Linked DNA regions of Homo sapiens: region 1 is linked to region 2. The links are chromatin loops, found by intact Hi-C in ENCODE. Cell type or tissue: CD14-positive monocyte. All regions are shown on one strand. Links, peaks and the distances in the headings refer to the core of each region. The heading gives the core; the rest is flanking DNA.

Region 1 (5,379 bases), core at 227-5,226, 230 kb after region 2:
AGTGTTAGCCATATCTTTTCAAGTTGATTGTGTATTCTTTGAGGAGCAGTACCTTAGATTAAAAAAAAACCACAACACACAGTGGAGAGCACATGGGCAGCATTCAAGAAATACATGTTGATTGTGTGATAAGGAACTGTAGTCACCAAACAAATATTTGTTAATACTTGCAATGTAAAAGGTACTTGGCTGTATTCAAAAGAGAAATAAAGAAATATAAAATAGGCTCCTTTCCCTAAGGACTTACAGTATAATTGGGCAGATAAGCTAAATAATAAAAGTTACAGATATTTAAGACCACTTGAGTTGAGCAGAGATTTTGCATAATAGGAAGGAACTGGTAGAGGGGGTAAGCAAAGGCAAAATATGTATATATGTATGATATGTTCAGAGAGCAGTACATAAATAACTTGACTGAAATGAAGATTTGTGTGAAAGAGTAGTAAGAAATTGTGTTAAAAATGTAGTTGGAATTTGATTATGGATGTCTTTAAATGCTAGGATGAGAAGAATGTACTTTGACCTGTAGATATGGAGAAGCTTTAAAAGTTTTGAATTGAGAAAGAGTTTGCTGAAATAAGTATTTTAGGAAAATCAAAGCAGCACCAGTGCTAGGTCTCATATGAATTGGAAAGAGAATGGTAGAAAGAGGTAGGAAAATAATTGAGCCCTGAAGTAATGAGGACTTAGAAATAAGTCAGATTGCAGAGATGTCACAAGACATTATTATGGATTGGATAAGAAGGGAGAATGGAGGGGAGAAGAGTGATTAAAGATTACCTTACCTTGAAGGTTTGCTTTTCAGTGACGGAGGAAATCAAAGAGTGTTGACTCTCCAAGACATCTTAGAACATCTAAGTCTATATGTTTTGTATATTAGGACTCAGACCAGAGAGATTTAAAAATGTGTCCAAAGTTACTCAGCTAGTTAATGACAAAGAAACTGCCGTTTGATTAATGGCAGTTACTAACAAAAATAGTTATGGCAGTGTTAGTAGCTGGTAGAGGGGATGTAGACAGTTGAGCGTATATTGTGGATATGTTGAGTTTGCGGTGGCCGTGGGATGGGCAAGTGAAAATTGATAGCATACAGTGGGACATATGACTAGAATTTGTTAGCGAAGTTAAGGCTGGTGCTGTGGTACTTAAGAGAAAAGAGTGGGATTGCCCATAATTAGCGGGTGGGTGAAAGGAGAGGAATGGGTAAAGGAGACAAAGAAAAAAACAGTATGAGAGGCAAATTAGTGGATAGGTTAGGAGGCGGAATGATCAACATGTTGATCATTGGCAAGAAATGAGAAGAATCAGATCCAAAAAAAGGTCTTAAAAAGATGTATTCGTGTTTTTCCTAATAAGAAATCTATAAAAACAGAAGAAAATTGCTTATACTTTCCCTACGTGGAAATAACCACTGTTAATATTTTGTTCTCTCCGGTTTAACAAAAGACCTTTGGATTTGACAGTTGGGTGATCAGTGGAGACTTTTCCAAAGCTCTCCATCACTAGGACTAAGGATGAGAATTTTAGGCATAATAAAACCTAGGAGATATTTTTCAACAGATTGTCATTCGTCTGTATCGTCTTATATATCACACTGTCCAGGTACTATTCTTCCTGTGTGCATTGGTTCTGTGTTTTTTTCTGAATGATAGAAGGTTAGACAAGCCATCTCTGGGTGCTTTTGTGCTGGTAAAATTTGAATAAAGTGATAAAATATTTGTTTCTAAAAGGAAGGAGAAATTCTTGGTCGATAACTTATAAATCTGAGGGTTGAATGATTGATGAAATTAGGGGTACTGGAAAGAACAAAGAGAAGCATTATTTATTTTGAAGCTTTTCTGTATAGTTACAAAGGGTTAACTAGGTTAGAATGGTCCATGGGCTGTTTACTTTGCTTGCATGTTTATTTTGATCTTCCCAAGAACATTCTTCTGTTCATCTTTTTAGTATGTTATTGGAAACAGAGTACTCATTAGTTCTTACTAAGTGGTTTTAGTTTAATAAATTATGATTATGAAATAAAATGCTATTAGGTAATATTTTTATAATATAAAGGGCCATGTGATGTGAGTAAGTGCACTGTTTTGGAAATCAGGGGATAAGGGACTGACCCTGCTCTCAGCATGGTATATGATTTCAGGCAACTCACGTAATCAGTGAGTCTTGTCTATTGAGGGAATGGACTAAATCTTTTCTAGAAAATTTAAAAAGGTGGGATCACATGGTAAAATGTGTATAAAGTTTAAAAAGGAAATGGTTTACCAATGTTTATGACAAAAACCAGCAAACTCTTTCCCACCCCCCCACCCCACATCTCCTTTTCTAGTCTCTAATTCCTGTACACCAGGCAACCACCTGTCCTCTGTACTTTGCCGTTTTCACCTTTATAATGAATGAATTGTTTAGCATCCCCTCTAAAGCCTCTCCATTCAGTTGTGTAGAAGAGCTCATCCCCTTTGCCTTCAAGGGCTTTACCATTATATTTCTCTCCTCTTTTTCTTGCCTTCTCAATTCTTCCCTCTACTGGATTATTTCCATCAGCATTACTCTGATTGCTATTGCTGTGTAACAGAAACTACCCAAAACTTAGTGATTTAAAACAACTACTTTATTAGGCTCACAGATACCATGGGTCAGTAATTGAGACAGGGCACACCAGGGATGACTTTGTTTTTGCTCCACAATGGCTACTAGGACATGAGTTGGGAAGAATTGCCAGCCAGGGGTGACTTGAAGGCAAAGGACTGGAATCATCTGGAGGTGTCTTCACTCACATGATGGGTAGTTGATGCTGGCTCTTGACTGGGATGTTAGCTGGGCTGTTAACTGGAGCATGTACATGTGGCCTGGATTTCCTCACAATATGGTGGCTTCAGGGTGGTCACCTTTCATAGTGGTGAGTAGAGAATTAAAAGTGAGTGTGTCTCAGCATAAATCTTTTATGATTTAGCCTTGGTAGCTGCACAGTATAACTTCTGCCATGTCCTACTGGTTGTAAGGGTCAGAAGCCTGTCCAGATTTGATGGGGGAGTGGCAAGTTCACACTGCAGAAGAAAAACATGTGAGATGGGAAATAGTGTTATGGCCATCTTTGGACAATTATTAATACTATTGCCATAGTTTGCCATTTTGCCAAACTTCACATCCCTCCTGTATCTGAAATACACGCAAAATACACTGAGCTTCTCCTCAAAGGTCCCTAATTCACATCCCATCATGACAGTAACTCAGAGTCCAGTATCTCATCATATAAATCAGGTCCAGGTACAGAATAGTTTTCTTGGGTATGGTTAATTGGATATGGTTCTTCTTGAACTGAGGACCCATGAAGAGACAGTTTATATGTCCCCTGCATACTTTACAAAATGGAAAAGGCACAGGTTATCTGCAGTAGACATTCCTCCTCAAGAAGCATGCAAGGTAGGCACAGTCTGTAGCAATTCTGCAACCTCACTGGGCACATGTTGCCAGTTCCTTGATTAGGTCTCAGTCCTGCTTCCTGGAAGTCATTCTTAATAGGACATAGGCTTCTTCTGTTTTTGGGTTTACCTTCTGAATTATTTATCTCCCCCACCCCTGCACCCAACCCATATAAATTGCTTTGTATTTGTAAGAGTAGCTTTCTGAGCTTGCTTCCTGCCTGTAGTGCTCCAGAGTCCAAAGGCCCCCTTTTATATAGCAACTGTCCCTTTCATTCCAAGCTAATACAACTCCTTTAAAAACTTTGTGGACTTCCTGTGTGTAAGTTTATAATCTGTACTGCCATACCCACAAATCTCTTTTGAGAGGAACTCTTTCCTCCCCTAAGCTCTGTGTGAGTCTGCTGTGGGACAACACCCTTAAGATCCTTAGATAATATTTCGTCTGAAAGGATCTATGAGGTACTGATTTAGATCTTAAGAAAGGATCTTATAATCACACTCTAGATTGGATCTTTGCTCTGAGGCCCTTTTTATTTGACACTTTGCTGGCTGAAAAGATTGTTCTGAGTCCATTACATCTCCTTGAAATTCTACTCAAAAAATGAATAGCTTATTCTTTAGTTCATCTCTCTGTTCTCTCAATTATAAGGGCAGCTAGAAGAAGCCAAATTGCTTTAACTTCCTGCTGAGAATCTCCTTAATTCATTAGGTCAGGTATGTATTTTATTTTCCATGTTAATGTAGGTGACAGTTTTGCTAAACTTTGCCCTAGTATGTAACAAGGGTGTCCTCTTATTCAGCTTTCACTATCATTTCTCTCACTTTGCTTGAAGTCCTCACTGACAGTCTCCTTGAGGGCTCTTAGGCTCCCATGAAGTTTCCTCAAGACCCTTTACATGTGTGAACACAAAGGGTCCTTATCTGTTCCTGGCTATATAGCAGGTCCTTGAATAACTGTCATTTCTTCATAACGTTGATAAGAAAAAAATGGATTCCTGGCTGGGGCCACTGTTTGTGTGGAGTTTGGACATTCTCCCCACGTCTGTGTGGGTTTTTCCGGGTGCTCCAATTTCCTCCCACATTCCAAAGATGCATATGTTAGTGGATCGGTGTGTCTAAATGGTCTCAGACTGAGTGATCATGTATGGATGAGTGTGCCTTGCAGTGGGTGATGTCCTGTCTAGGGTTGGTTCCCACCTTGTGCCTTGAGTTGCTAGGATAGGCTCTAGCCACTCGTGACTGAACTGAATTGGGTTAATAATTATCCTACTTGTTTTTATTAGTCTTTCTTAAATGTGTGTATAGCTCACATTTATTTCAGTGTTTAATAATCAGAGTGTTTGGAATCTTTACTTAGAAGTTTGATGATGTTTTTGTGGCCATAAATATGCCATAGGAACTTCCTTATCTCAATTAGCCTATGGAAAAATGGATTTTGTTACACATTGTTTCACTTAAAGTCACAGTTTCCAAGAACCTATTGAAGACAGTGAGGATTAACTGTACTAGAACTGTTTCCTAACCCACTGGTTCTTATCAGAATTACCTAAAGGACTTATTGAAACACAAATTGCCGCTGGGCCCCACCCCCAGAGTTTGTTTCATTAGCTCTGGAGTGGGACTTGAGGATTTGCATCTGTGAGTTCCCAGGTGATCTGATAATGTTGATCTGGGGCCTAGATTGTGAGAATTACTGATTTAAACCAGGGATTGGCAAGATTTTTCTATTAAGGATCATAAATAAAATATTTTAGACTTTGTGGGCAAGATTGTTTCTCTTGCACCTACTCAATTCCGCCTTTGTGGTGCAAAAGCAGTTATAGACAATACGTAAATGAACAGACGTGGCTCATGGCTGTGTTCTCATAAAGCTTTATTTACATAACAGGCAGCTGGCTAAATTTGGTATGTGTGAACTGTGCTCTGCCAATTCCCAATTTAAATCATTACTTGACTC
Region 2 (5,379 bases), core at 286-5,285:
CTAGAGTCGGACAACACTTCATTCTGTAAAACAGAATAAGTGTTCTAGGAGCTGAGAAAGGGCTGAATTACAGACAGGGAAAGGTGAAGAAAGCAGAGGCAAAGAACGGTGTGTATCAGGCATTGCAAAGCTGCTTTCCTGTGAGGAGGAGACAGAACAATAGAAAAATAACTGATGAGCTAACATCAGGTTACTGCAGGCTACTTCTTTTAGGTAGGAATTAAAGCAGAAGGCACTTCATTATCCTGCCAATTGAAGATTGGCCTATTTGGAAAATTGGCTATTATCTCTTTCTTCGGATTTCTAGGAAGGTCAGATAACAATTTAGTTTGGGTTTGGTGACATGGATGTGGAAATTCTTTTTAGTCTGGTCTGCTGGGGCCTAGTGCAGAAACTTAGTCTAAAACAGTGACCTCTTATAATTTTTATGTCGCATATGTAAAATGCTAGGTATATACTGGTTGCTCCCTCTCTTTTTTTGCTCTGCTTATCTTTTCTTCTCTCCTTCCTTCCCACCATCTTTTCAATGTAGTGACAAGTGTTATTAAAAAAAAAAACAAAGCAAAGGATAATGTAAATCTGCAGACAAAAAAAAAAAACAGTGTCTCTTTTCAGTCAATATTTGCAACTTCCACCTCATTAAATATTCTCTCACAGTAGAATAAGGTGGCAAAGAAATGAAGTGCAAATTAGCCTAAGGTAGCTGAGTCCTCATCCTGGTTTCATCACTAATTAGTTCTACAGACCCTGGCAAGCACTTGACCTTTCTGATCCACGCTTGTCTCAATAGCATAATGAAGATCATGCCTGTCTCAGAGGGACAGTGAGGCTCCTGTTGTTGGCATGCCTTATCATTATGTAAATGGAGGGCCTTGTATACAAATAATCTCTTCAGACAAATTGTGTAATATGACATTGAAATTATCCTTCTCTTTACCTCTATCCCCCATCTTTGGCTCCAGTTTTTAAAGACTGCTATTAAAAGACAAATACATTAGCACATTAAGATATTGTCACCTAGCAATAACTTTTTAAAAGTTAATTAATCATATTAGTCACAGCAGACAGCAGAGCCACTATGCTTTGGGCACAGGGAGGTTGGGATTTGGATGGGATGGGAAAGGAATCCAGAATAATCTGGCTCTTGGCTCATGATGCTCTCAAAGAAAACTCCTGTACAGAAAGTGGGGGAAGGAGCCTCCAGACAAACCCTGCCCTCTTTGCAGTTTTGCTTCAGGCTTGTAATTCACTTTTCCTGAGAATGGCATGGAATTTGTGGATAAGCAGGTGAAAAACCATTCTTATCAAGTGTGGAGGGAAAAGAAAAGGTTTTGTTTGTTTGTTTGTTTGTTTTAAGACAGTCTTGCTCTGTCACCCCGCTCAGTGCAAACATGGCTCACTGCAGCCTCAACCTCCTGGGCTCAAGTGATCCTCTCACCTCAGTCTCTCCAGTACCTGGGACCACAGGTGCCTGATACCACACCCAGCTAATTTCTAATTTAGTAGCGGTGGGGTCTTGACATGTTGCCCAGGCTGGTCTCAAACTCCTGAGCTCAAACAATCTGCCTGCCTTGGCCTCCCAAAGTGTTGCGATTACAGGCGCAAGTCACTGATAAAAGATAAATTTTTAATCTGAGAAATATGAACCCCTTTACATTATCAGGCCCAGAGAGGCATTGGGATGTAACTGCAGTCACATCTCACTCCTTCTCGAGCTGAATAATGATCTCTTGAAGTCTCTTGCTATGAAGACTCTAGACTAACTGATGCCAATTAGCCATGAAATGCCATACACCCTATAGTTCAACAAAGTCTAGCCAATCACTAATCAGTGTTATTTCTGTAAGCCAATGAGAAATCCTAATGATCAATTTTGTAATTGCCCCCTCTCCTGATTCGTCTTATATTCTTTAAACATTCGAGGCTCTCTTTTTGTTCTTGGGAGCACTCTCCAAGGCAACTTGAAAGTGTGTCCCAGGCTGCAGTTCTCAACCTTGACCCCAATAAACTCTCTATATTAATTTCGCCTCAGCTTCTTCCTTTTAGGTCCACAGAAGCGTCAATTGGCCAGAAAAAAAAAAAAGAAAAGAAAACAAAAGAAAAAGAAAAGTAATAAACTCTGTTAGAAGCTAGGCTGGGCGCGGTGGCTCACGCCTGTAATCCCAGCACTTTGGGAGGCCGAGGCAGGTGGATCACCTGAGGTCGGAGTTCGAGACCAGCCTGGCCAACATGGTAAAACCCCATCTCTACTAAAAAATACAAAAAATAGTTGGGCGTGGTGGTGGACAGCTGTAATCCCAGCTACTCGGGATGCTGAGGAAGGAGAATCACTTGAACCCAGGAGGTGGAGGTTGTAGTGAGCCGAGATCGTGCCATTGCACTCCAGCCTGGGCAACAAGAGCGAAACTCAAAAAAAAAAAAATCATCTGGCCTAAATATCTTGGCTGGAGTCTCCTGCAGGAAAGACCCACTGTGACTAATGGAGTCCCGAAGTGGGCATAGAAGGTCATGGTTGAGAATTCTAAGCTGCTGTGAAGATGCCAGGCCCAGTTTTATGACTTCCCTCTGGTTCTATGCCACCCTCCCCTCAAGGTCCCCTCCCTGAGATGCCTGAGGCTCGGACCCCACCAGGGATGAAGGCTGCCGCCAGCGTGTGTTGCAGTTCCTGCGCCGCACAGAAGGGGGCGCCATTCCTGCATTATTTCTCCCGACCTAACTCCGGTAACGCAGCTCCTAGTTGTAGGGCCTATCTTATATTCGTTTTACAGTGTTTATTTTTTTTCTTTTTTCTTTTCTTCTTTTCTTTTCTTTTTTTTTTTTTGAGACGGAGTCTCTGTCACGCAGGCTGTAGTGCAGTGGCGCGATGTCGGCTCACTGCCTTAGCCTCCCAAGTAGCTGGGATAACAGGTGCAGGCCACCACACCTGGCTAATTATTGTGTTTTTAGTAGGGACGGGGTTTCAACATGTTGGCCAGGCTGGTCTCGAACTCCTGACCTCAAGTGATCCACTCACCACCACCTCCCAAAGTGCTGGGATTACAGGCGTGAGCCATCGCTCCTGGCACATTTCACAGTTTCGAGAGCACTGTCTCATTTCACCCTTTAGACCAACCACGCAATGATTAAGGGCAGGCTCTATTATCCCTGTTCTACAGACAGAAAACAGAGACAGCCAGCTTAAGCGACAGTGTCAGACAATTCGGTAATTCGTTTGGTTCCTGACCAGTGCTTTTCCCACTCTGCTGTCCAGCATAAAACAGGGTTGTCAAGGACAACTGGGAAATGAACACAGACCCCAGAACTCCCTGACAAAAGGAGAGAAGACAGACTCCCTTATCCATGCCACACGATAGATGGCCTTGGGTACACTGCTTCTCTCGGGAGGTTTAGAAATCAAATTGAGTCTGCTCCTAGGTTCCAAACACAATTAAATTTAGCTTTGTTGGGTCATTCTGTGGTCAGGCTGTAAGTTCAGCTTGGTCAAGGGGAAGGAAGGGAATAAGCAGAAGCTGTGGGTTGGGCACCTGTCCTTTTGCCTACTCAGTGCCGCTCTTCTTGTGGACATAAAGACACCCATGTAACCCCTCATGGCTACAAGCTGGGAAAACTCTAAAATGATTGCTCTTTCAAAATTTTTTAACTGACAAATAAAAATTGTATATATTTATGGTGTCCCACATGATATTTGATATACGTCCACATTGTGGAATGGCAAAATCAATCTAATTAACATATACATTACCTCACATTTCTTTTTGTGTGTGGTGAGAACACTTAAAATCCACTCTCTTAGCAATTTTCTAGTATACAATACATTGTTACTAACTACAGTCTCCATGGATCTCTTGAACTTCTTCCTCCTGTGACATGAGCCACCATGCCTGGCCTCCTCTTTCCCTTTGTGTCTCTTGTTTTTTCTTTTTTTGAGACACGGTCTCACCCTGTTGCCCAGGCTGGAGTGCAGTGGTGCAATCTCAGCTCACTGCAACCTCCACCTCCTGGGTTCAAGCGATTCTCCTGCCTCAGCCTCCCAAGTAGCTGGGATTAGGGGTGAGCCACCGTGCCCAGGCTCCCTTTTGTGTCCCTTTTACTCTTCCTTGACCCACTGCCCCCAACCCTGTCCCTCCCTCTGTATACTCTTAGAAAATGACATCTGATCACCCAAGCCGGATGTCCTGCACCCTCAGCATTGCTGCCAAGAGAGATCTTCCAAAAATGCAGATCTTCTCAAGTCATTCTCCTGCTTAAAATTTCTGCATTCCCTGGATCTTTGGGGAGAAAGATAGCTTGGTATTCCAGGCACTTCGTTTTCCCTTTTTTTTTTTTTTTTTTTTTTTGAGACAGAGTCTTGCTCTGTCTCCCAGGCTGGAGTGCAGTGGTGCTATCTTGGCTCACTGCAACCTCTGCCTCCCGGATTCAAGTGATTCTCCTGCCTCAGCCTCCCGAGTAGCTGGGATTACAGGCGCCCACCACCACACCTGGCTAATTTTTGTATTTTTAGTAGAGACAGAGTTTTGCCGTGTTGGCCAGGCTGGTCTTGAAACTCCTGACCTCAAGGTAATCCTCCTGCCTTGGCCTCCCAAAGTGCTGGGATTACAGATGTGAGCCACTGTCCCTGGCCCCAGGCCCTTCATTTTCTGACACTGCCACATTCTCCTTCCTTCCAGCCTCCCACACTGCTCTCAGGGCCCATGGAGTTTCATGCCCTCTTAACTTCCATATTTTATGCCCTATGTATGATTCCCCTGCTCCCCTTCTTCATCTCACCAACTTTTATTCATCTAGAGTCTTACCTTCTGGGAAGCCTTCTCTATTCTTTTCCTTAGTCTGATTAGGCATCCCTTCTCTGTGTCCCTAGCAGACCTGTTCATACTTTGTGGCATTTGCCAGATTACATTGCAGTAACAATTCCAGACTGCAAATTCCAGTCTGCTTCTCCATCTTTAGTTCCTCTCAACATGTTATTTGTGAACTCTTTGTTTCAGAATCACCTGAGGAGTTTAAACACAAGCTCCTGGGACATACCCCAGACCCACCAACTCCGAGTCTTTGCAGGGCAGAGCCTAGGAGTCTGCATTTTAAAACTTTCTCAGCCAGGGGCGATGGCTCATGCCTGCAATCCCAGCACTTTGGGAGGCCTATACGGGCAGATTGCTTGAGTCCGGGGGTTCAACACCAGTATGTGTAACATGACGAAACCCTGTCTCTACGAAACAAAAACAAAACAAAAATTAGCCAGGCATAGTGGCTCCCGCCTGTGGTCCCAACTACCTGGGAGGCTGAGGCAGGAGGATTACCTGAGCCCACGAGGTCAAGGCTGCAGTGAACCGAGATTGCACCACTGCACTCCAGCCTGAGCAACTGAGCAAGGTCAAGTTT

What was found. Peaks named below come from ENCODE experiments on the same cell type or tissue, not always from the same donor. Only the 100,000 strongest peaks of a DNase experiment are listed, where the experiment ranks them.
Region 1: it touches region 2 in a loop (6-fold over the local background); 100 of 110 quality-filtered maps call a loop at or near these places.

The regions. Positions count from the first base shown.
Region 1 is chr9:4,989,390-4,994,768 of GRCh38, forward strand. The region is part of intron 2 of JAK2 (Janus kinase 2); the gene reads left to right. It also overlaps a transcript of INSL6 not described here. Among named protein-coding and RNA genes, the nearest start is that of JAK2, 6.8 kb to the left of the region's middle. In CD14-positive monocyte, for the core only: no CTCF peak of the experiment used is centred there; no DNase peak of the experiment used is centred there; H3K4me3 peaks cover 297 bases; H3K27ac peaks cover 4,413 bases.
Region 2 is chr9:4,756,832-4,762,210 of GRCh38, forward strand. No RefSeq gene overlaps it. Among named protein-coding and RNA genes, the nearest start is that of AK3, 18 kb to the left of the region's middle. In CD14-positive monocyte, for the core only: CTCF peaks have their summits at 2,680 (motif pointing right) and 2,880; DNase peaks (open chromatin) are centred at 2,680 and 3,510; H3K4me3 peaks cover 1,658 bases; H3K27me3 peaks cover 615 bases.